Regions from separate parts of the Homo sapiens genome. Here region 1 is linked to region 2. The links are chromatin loops, found by intact Hi-C in ENCODE. Cell type or tissue: endothelial cell of umbilical vein. All regions are shown on one strand. Links, peaks and the distances in the headings refer to the core of each region. The heading gives the core; the rest is flanking DNA. Region 1 has its middle 43 kb from the start of SNORD154. Region 2 overlaps TOP1 (DNA topoisomerase I).

Region 1 (4,397 bases), core at 200-4,199, 320 kb before region 2:
GCTATGCTAAGAAGTCAACAGACAGTGTTTCAAAAAGGCACATGGTGAGTCCCCAGAACATGGTAGGAATATAAATGCAAGGCACCCTTGAGTATTGCCCTACTCAAAAATGGGCCAGAAGTGGGGACAACAGGGACCTGACTCCCTTTTTTTTTATTCCATTACCACCATCTCCTTAATGTTTCCAAAGCACAGACTGATCTGATGTGTCCCTCCTCTGCCTAAAAATCATTCAGTGGTCCTGATGTCACCTTAGGCAGTAATTCTCCATATCTTCTTTTCTGTAACTTTAAAAACTACAGTTTGGGACCATATACTTGGAGGCTGTGGCAAAGTTGGCTAGCTGCCCACCAAAAATGCATGCTCCTGTTCCATGGTACGAGGTTGTCAGATCATGGTTGCCCAATCGGAATGACACTTTCTAGCCTCTCTTGCACTAGACGGAACCACATGACTACTTCTTATCACTGAAACATGAGTGAAAGGTATATGCCTCTCCCTTCCAAGCAGAGGTGCCTTTGCCCCACCTTCTCTTTCCTTGTCTGCTAGCTGGAAGAAAGGATTCTAAGTTGCAAGAACTTGGTGGAGCCATAAAACGAAAGGTGCCTCAATCCATGAATGGCCCTGTGGAACAGAGAGCCAGCACTGTCAATTGAGTACTCACTTTCTGCACTTGAAGGAAAATTTTTTGAGGCCAATAATATTTTACACTTTATCTGTGACAGCAGCTAGCATTACCCTAACTCAAAGGAGTTAAAAGATTCAAAATAGCATAAAACAAATCAATAATAATGATGGTGCAATCATGACTATAGTATAACAGTACCTCACAGAATCTATAAAGGCACATACCTGTGCTGACTATTTAACAGAGACCTATGGGTACCACATATCAATTTGAGTAGACTTAGTGCCCTGGTCTTGCTCCCTATATGCCCATAAAATGCCACCCTTGACTGTTCTACTAAGCATGCCTCTTTGCATCTTGTCACACAACCCACCCACCCACTGGTAGCATCAGCCTGATTTCCATCTGGGCAGTCACGCTACCCCTATTCTTAGTCTCTAGGTTCCAATAGGTCTGGCACATTGTCTAAGCCTGGCCAATCAAAGTTCTACTCACGATAGCAGTGGCTGGCCTAGGAGTGGGCACATACCCTACAGCCAGTTGAATCATCAATTATGGTAAATAGCAAGACTTTGTCCAGGTATGCTGGGGGAAACACAATTACTCTTTTCTGCTATATTCAACCCTAGAAAAAATAATAACAACCATGTTGCAAACACAAGGGGAGAGCCTAAGGGAGAATGGTGCCAAAATGGCAGGAGACAAGACCTAAAGAGAGAGAGAGAGAAATCAATCCCCAATTACATCAAACCATGGTCTTTTCACTTCCAGAAATCAATACATTCTCTTTTTTCCTAGCTCCAACTTGAAATGGATTTTCTGACCCTTACAATCAAAATAATCCTAAGTAGAACTCAGGTGTGCCAGCATTTGACAGCCCAACCCTGAAGGATTGGAAGTTCCCCAACAGGAGAGCCTCTGGCCTACATGGTACAATTTAGGCTGAGTCCTGCACCCACAACTCCCTTACCAGCCCCTGCATCCTCTCCCCTTCCTCCATTTGCCTGTCCCCCATATCCTCTTCCCAATCTCCACACAAATGATGTTGAATTCCCAGAAAGTAGAGATCCTTCTCCTACCCCCTGTCTCTGCTATTTGTTTCCTTACCCACCACCTTTGCTCAACTACCCATAACCACTTCTCAGCCTCCCTCAAACCTTACCTCTTCTGTGAATTCATCTCTGAACAGAAATTTGTTTTCAATTAATCAAATTCTTTTTCTCTCTTTTTTGTTCAAATCTATGTTGGTTCTCTACCAAAACAGATCTGATCTTTAAAAAAAATGCCCAAAGAGACATTGGCCAAGTTTCAGCATGAGGTATCACTGAAACCACTTCAGGAAGGATAACACCACCACAGACTTCCTGGGAAGAAGAGATGTAAACCCACCTCAGAAGATGACAGCAGTGAAGAAAATGAGCATCACAAACTGGTTCCCAAGGCCTGGGCCTGAGAAACACTCAGGAGAGCCAATTGCTGAAAAAATAATAATAATAATACCCAGAGAGAGGAAGCCTTTTCTTCAGGAGGAAACTGACTCACACTCTCTGCCCTCAGATCTTCCTGTTCTCACCCTTACACCTCCACTCCAACTACAGTGCCTCCTTGCTGTTTCTCAAGCAACCAGGCATGTTCTCACCTCAACACCTGTATTGGTTATTTATTGCTATGTAACATACAACTCGAAATAGTAGCTGCTTAAAACAAGAAACTCTTTTTTAAAAAACAGTCTCAGAGTTCCTGTGGGTCAGGAACCTGGGAGTGGCATAGCTAGGTTATTCTGGTCCCAGGTTTCTCCTAAGATTATGCCCAAAATGTCAATGCAGTTATACCCATTAGAAGGCTGGGGGCTCTGCTTCCAAGGTGGCCCACTCACAAGCCTCAGAAGTTATTGCTGGCTGTTGTCAGGAGGCTTCAGTTCCTTCCCATGTGGACTTCTCCATAGGACTGACTGCTTGAGTGCCCTCACAAGGCAGCAGCTGGCTTTCCACAGGATGGGTGATCCAAGAGAGAGAAAGGCTGAAGCTGTCATCTCTTTTATGACCCAGCCATGGAACCCATATTTCCACAATATCCTATTGGGTACACGTTAGCCCTATTCAGTCAGGAGGGGACTACACAAGAACATGAATACTGGAGTCATTGGAGGCCCTCTTTGAGGCTTAGGACCAGTGAGACTTTACACTTATCACTTCCGCTACCATCCTTTCCCCAGATATCCCCATGGCTTCTTCTTTTTCCTCCTTCGAATCTTTGCTCAAATGTCACTTTTTCAAAAAGACCAGCCTTTTAAAAACTACAGCTCCTCCTCTTGCCCCAGAGCATTCCCAAATTTCCTTTCCCAATTTATTTTATTCATTGCATTTATCATCAAATACACACACACACACACATAATTTTGTGTTTTTGAGTTTTAGATTTACAGAAAAGCAACAAAGATAGTACAGAGACTCCCGTATATGTTTCACCTGGTTTCTCCTAATGTTTGTTCTGGTTGAGTTTTTTTGTTATTGTTGTTTTGTTGTTTTTTTCTGTCTTCCTCCATTAGAATATAAGCGCAATGAAAGCAGTGACTTTTGCCTATTTTATTGGCTGATGTATCCTCAGTGCCCAAAACATTGCCTCACTCACAGTAAACATTCAATAAATATTTGTTGGATGAATGAAAGACTATATTACCAGCTCAAAGAAAAGCTGACACTTGCCTTTTGACCTTGAAGTTCTTAACAGAAACACACAGGATATTTAACATAGGATGACCCAGGGGATTTAGGTAGAGTATTTAAAACTCAGCAGGGAAAGGTTTGGGTGAGAAAGTGTACACCTAACTTGTCGTAAAACAATAAACTTCATTTATTAATTTTCATTTTTCTCTCTTTGCTCTTTTCAGTATGATTTGCTTTACTGTTGATAAAGTGAGTTGGCTTTATATTGTGTCAATAAGCCCATCTTCATTTATCAATAACACGAATGCAGTATTTCCCTAGAAGAGGCTTAACTGGGCTAAGCAGCGATGAGAAAGGAGAGAGGATGACTTCTGAAAAATCCAAAAGAATCACAGACTCTGAGATTTCCCCAATCTAGTGGAGTTTTCCTCAGTTCCCTGCTGAGCCTTCCCTTGTAGGGCTTCCCATCTGGAAGGCTCCTCCTCTCTCTCTTTATTCGCTGGGAAAATTATCCCAACAAAGCAATCACAGGATGCATGTCTTGTTTCCTTTGCTGGGGTCACCTCCACCAGGGCTTAATAGCCTTGGTGAATTCTCACTGATGGATTGATGTTGGCCCCTGGACTCTGAGCCCCTCCAGGCCCTGCAAGCCCCATTCCTATGTCAGATCCCTGACAGCTCCTAACCCATCCAATGCTGGGGCAATTGGCTGGGGGTGAGGCAGTGAATACTTATCAAGCACCTGCAATAAGCCCAGCACTGTGATATGTACTCTACAGATATTTAACTCCACTGAGACTCAGCATCACAGTTAAAAACAAGGGGAGGTGGGTGGCCTTGAGTGAGGCTTCCAGAGTTCAAAAATAATAGTTCCTACTTGAGGACTACCATAGAGATCAAAAGAGAGGAGGCAAAGGGTTTACCATTATGCCTGGAACTTAAAAAATACTCCATCGTGTTATTTTCAAACAAGGGCATTTTACAGATGCAAAAAGTGGAGCTCAGAAAGGTGAATAAATATGACTGATAAAATTTAGGTCCAGGTCTGCCTAGGTCTAAGTCCTTGCAGTACCCACTATATTAGTGTCACTCGAAGAATGGCA
Region 2 (4,397 bases), core at 94-4,093:
TCCAGCATAACCAGTGCAAGCCTTCTAAAAATGACTAGGCTCACCCAGCTGAGAATGAATAGTACTCTGTATAGTTTTAAAAAGAGATTGTTTTTATTTTAGCTTTGAAAAAGTAATTTTTGTACTTGGTAAATTCAGATACTATGAAATAAGGAATATGGTGAAGAAGACATCTCTTCACCCCTGACTCACTGTCTCCCATCCTTCTCAGAGGCAACCGCTATACTGATTATGTTTTGTATTCTTCCATAGATACTCTGTATATCTGTATGTGTGTGTGTATCCCTTTGTGTGTATATATGAAGATTTTTTTGAAAGATAAATTTTCTGACGAATCTAGAAAGCAGGAAGTCAAAGGGGAGGGGGTCATGAGTATACTTTGCCTAAGTAATAGAAGACAGGGCATAGACTACTTTTTTGTTTGTTTGTTTTTTAAATAAAGATGGGGGTCTCACTGTGTTGGCGGGGCTAGTCTCGAACTCCTGGCCTCAAGCAGTCCTCCAACCTCATCTTCCCAAAGTGTTGGGATTACAGGCATGAGCCATCACATCTGGCCCAGTTTATATGTTTTGTTTGTTTGGTTTTTGCTTTTGTTTCCTCTCTGCACTGCCAATGGCAAATTCTTGAGTAGTGGAATGTATTTATTGGGGAAAAGAGACCTGCCACCACTTAAAAGTAAAAAGCTGCCATTTTTAAGGGAAACCTTTCTCAGTGAGTTGGACAGTTTCACCCAGAAGAATTGTTAAAAACGAGTTTTGGACACATTTCAGGACCTTTAGTTCATCTGTTCAGTTTTGGTAACATAAGAGCCAGCTTGTGATCATGATGTCCCAGGAACTGATGCTACATATTCTCAAAAAGAGGTTTCTTCAAATTTAGTCCTTTCAAGGTACTAGTTACTGTTGTTTTACTTTTCAGGTTCGAGCCTCTGGGGATGCAAAAATAAAGAAGGAGAAGGAAAATGGCTTCTCTAGGTAAGACTTTGCTGCTGCGTGGGCTTCCCTTTCTCTGGGTGGACAGCAGGCCAGCTGCCTGTGTTGTAGTGTTGTCTGAGTTAACCCAAAACCCACTGACCTGGCCATCTTGATGGTTCCCAGAAGCTCAGCAGTGAGAAGACTCGGTCTAAGCCAACCTGAGCCTTTCTACAGTGCCATATAGTGAGACTGACCAGCACATTTTCCAGAAGGTTATTTCGAATAGAGAAGGTTGACAGGAGAGATTTTTAAAAATTGAGATTTGACTTGCATATCACAAAATTTGTATTTTAATGGTATACAGTGTACCATTTTTTTTTTTTTTTTTTTTTTAGTATATTCACAAGGTATTGCAGCCTCTTCACTAATTCCAGAACATTTTCATTTCTCTAAAAAGAAACTTCATATTCAGTAGCGATTATGGAGTTTTCTGAAAAATCACTTAGTCTGATTTCATCATTAGTAATATTGGGAGGCTTATATATAAAAGATCATTTGACCTACATGTTAGGGATGAGTGTAGATTTGGGTAGAATTATGTTATCTCTTTTCTAGAAGGAGAGGAAAATGCGCAAAATCTAGAGGTTACTTCCTATACTGTTTTTACCTTTATAATTTTGTTTTCCTCAGCCTCAATTTCCTAAAATAAGCCCAGAGGTCCCCTCTAGTTTCGAAACAACTAGATGTTTATTGTTACATATTCTCACTTCACTGAATGACAGAAAGGATTTATTAGAAATGGTTGTAAGTGTTTGCATTATTGACTGGGACAAAACACTTTGAGAGTTTTGCTTCCTTGAATCTTTGAACTTTCAGTTTCATTTGTTAAAATTTTTGACAATTGTGCCTGGTACTCTGGGGTCCTTTAGACAAGGAGAAAAGCAGGTGCCCTCTTCAGGCATGTTTCATAATTGTTCTAGGAATGCAGAATAATACAATTCAGGAAGCATTAGAGCTGCAAGCTGCCCTAGGAATTTTGATTTCTGAGATAAAGTGACTGAGGAGGCACTGCTGGGCTAATCTCTGCCAAGAGACTGCCTTGGATTTTTATTAAACTGATATGAATAAATTTTTTGGACTTGGTGCATAGTCATGAATTCATTTTCAGACTTTTTGGGTTAGAAGATTAGGAACACAGCCTTCTTTGAGGCAGTGGTCTCTATGTTCACTTTGCTGGACTCCTTGCTGGCTTGTGTATATGTCTTTGTAGAGAATCCAGATGCTTCACTGGAATACAGTTTTCAGGTAAATTGTTTTAGGACTTCTTCCTTCAGACCTAAGTAACCCTTCCCACAGTTTTTGTCTTCAGTGTGACAAACTTAGGATCTAGCATTTACTTAACTAGTTGGGTAAATGATAGGCTTTCTTTCCTTCTGGACCCTAGGGTCTGTGTCAGTATTCAGGCAGGAGGGGGAACAGCTGTAGAAGCTGGCATTTGGTTAGGGTGCTAAAATAAGTTCTTTAAACATTCAAATTCTATCACAAGCAAGGGGACCCAGTATGCTTTTTTTGGTCGGAGGTACTCTTGAAACCCTGTGAATATACTTTGCAGTGGGGTCGGGATTCTTAATCCTTGGATCCCTCCACAGGGGGCAGCTGCATGTAAGGAGGCCATTTCTTGTACTAAGTTAAGGCAGTGAGGTTCTGAAGAGATGTGCCAGGCCAGGGAGCATCCCATGGCTGCAGTGATTGCTGGGCTCTATGGTGTTTTTTACTTGTTCCTTCTCTGTTTTGGTTCAAGATGTTTGTCTCAAAGGATTGTCTTTTTATATTTATATTTTGAAGGTAAGATCTTAACAAATAGTAGTGAGACACTCTTCTGTATATAAAGTAAACCTAAGTTAGGACGTTGAACAATGAATAGATTTGGCATAGGATACCTTCTGTTTATTCTGGTTTAACACGTGCCCTACTTTTGTTGTAATGTTGTCAGCTTGGTTATTTTTCCATGTAGCTAGATATACATGTACGTTATTGCCACATTTTTAGAACTTTAAGGTACTAAGTTGGGGAAATCAATGTTTATTCCTTTCCTTGTAAAAGCTGTACTTTAGCTTTTAGAGTACTGGAACAATCAGTTCAGATTGTGGGGTCAAATATATGGTAGGTTTCCATGTAAGGCAAGAAAACACCTTAGGTTTATTTCTGGAGTGGTTCGTGCCATGCTGGCAAAGATAGCTAAGAAATAGTGAGAAAGAATTCTGACTTAGAATAAAGAGTCTTGATCCCAAATCCTGATATTGCCCATTCACCTGTACAATGAGGACAAATACTATCTACTTCACAGGATTGAAGTGAGAAAAAGTGCTCACAGAACATCTTCATGATATGTACGTGGTTATCCTTATTTCTGTTAGCTTCTTTTCAACGAAATGACATATTCCTTCTTTGTATTAATAGAATACAGATGTTCTAGCACTCTGACCAGCAATTTTTTTTCTCTTTAGTCCACCACAAATTAAAGATGAACCTGAAGATGATGGCTATTTTGTTCCTCCTAAAGAGGATATAAAGCCATTAAAGAGACCTCGAGATGAGGATGAGTGAGTATTTTCTTAAAACTTTGACTTTTGAAAACAAAAAGGAGGAGTTTAAAGAATAAATGTGATGTGTTTCTTTATAATACATATAGAAACTGCATTAATTGGCTTTTACTCATTTGGAATTTGTGATTAATGGACTGATTTCTCTGAACTATGAGAAGTAGAGTTTGCTAAACAAGTAGTATACCCAAGGCTTACATGAAGATTATATAAATTTTTATTACTGAAAAGGCAATAGATATTTATTGTAGAAATTTCAAATAATACAGAATTCATGAAGAATAAATTATTTAAGTTACTTAAAATTTCTTATTGCCTACCACAGATAACTTAAAGCAGTTTCTCTTAGACCTATTCCTGTCAGACATTCTAAGTGAAGTTTCAGTGTGTAAAAATAATAAAACTGCTCATAAAACGGTCGAGGCTTACATGTATCTCTTTCCCCAGATTCAATGAGATTAAATTATATTCATTATTTTCACTCTTATATAGCTTACTATGCTATTGTTATAGTAGAAATTGGATGGAAAGGGAGAAGGGAAATACTTAGTGAACTCATTTGTATTCATTCAATATAGAATTTCTTTCCTCCACATTCCAGTGAGTTACTGCTATGTGGTAGCTAGTGTGCTGTGTGTTTGGTTCCCAAACTTTCATCTTTTATTTTTATTTATTTTATTTTATTTTTTTTCCCAGACTTTCATCTGATAATGATATTTATTTCTGCATATATCCCCCCACCCTATTTTGCTTCCAGGCCGGTGTAAGTGGTTTGTTTTGTTCTATATAGGGCTATAACTATTACTCTTTGGTCTGACCTTCATTATTTTCTCTATTTCTGTTAGTCTTGACCGTAGAATGCCCAGCCAAGAATAACAGT

What was found. Peaks named below come from ENCODE experiments on the same cell type or tissue, not always from the same donor. Only the 100,000 strongest peaks of a DNase experiment are listed, where the experiment ranks them.
Region 1: it touches region 2 in a loop (2.5-fold over the local background); 1 of 110 quality-filtered maps calls a loop at or near these places.

Annotation. Positions count from the first base shown.
Region 1 is chr20:40,755,189-40,759,585 of GRCh38, forward strand. No RefSeq gene overlaps it. Among named protein-coding and RNA genes, the nearest start is that of SNORD154, 43 kb to the left of the region's middle. In endothelial cell of umbilical vein, for the core only: no CTCF peak of the experiment used is centred there; a DNase peak (open chromatin) is centred at 2,163; H3K27ac peaks cover 793 bases.
Region 2 is chr20:41,076,664-41,081,060 of GRCh38, forward strand. TOP1 (DNA topoisomerase I) reads left to right here. Exons shown (of 21, transcript NM_003286.4): 5 at 919-974; 6 at 3,422-3,517. Among named protein-coding and RNA genes, the nearest start is that of TOP1, 50 kb to the left of the region's middle. In endothelial cell of umbilical vein, for the core only: a CTCF peak has its summit at 1,891 (motif pointing left); a DNase peak (open chromatin) is centred at 1,878.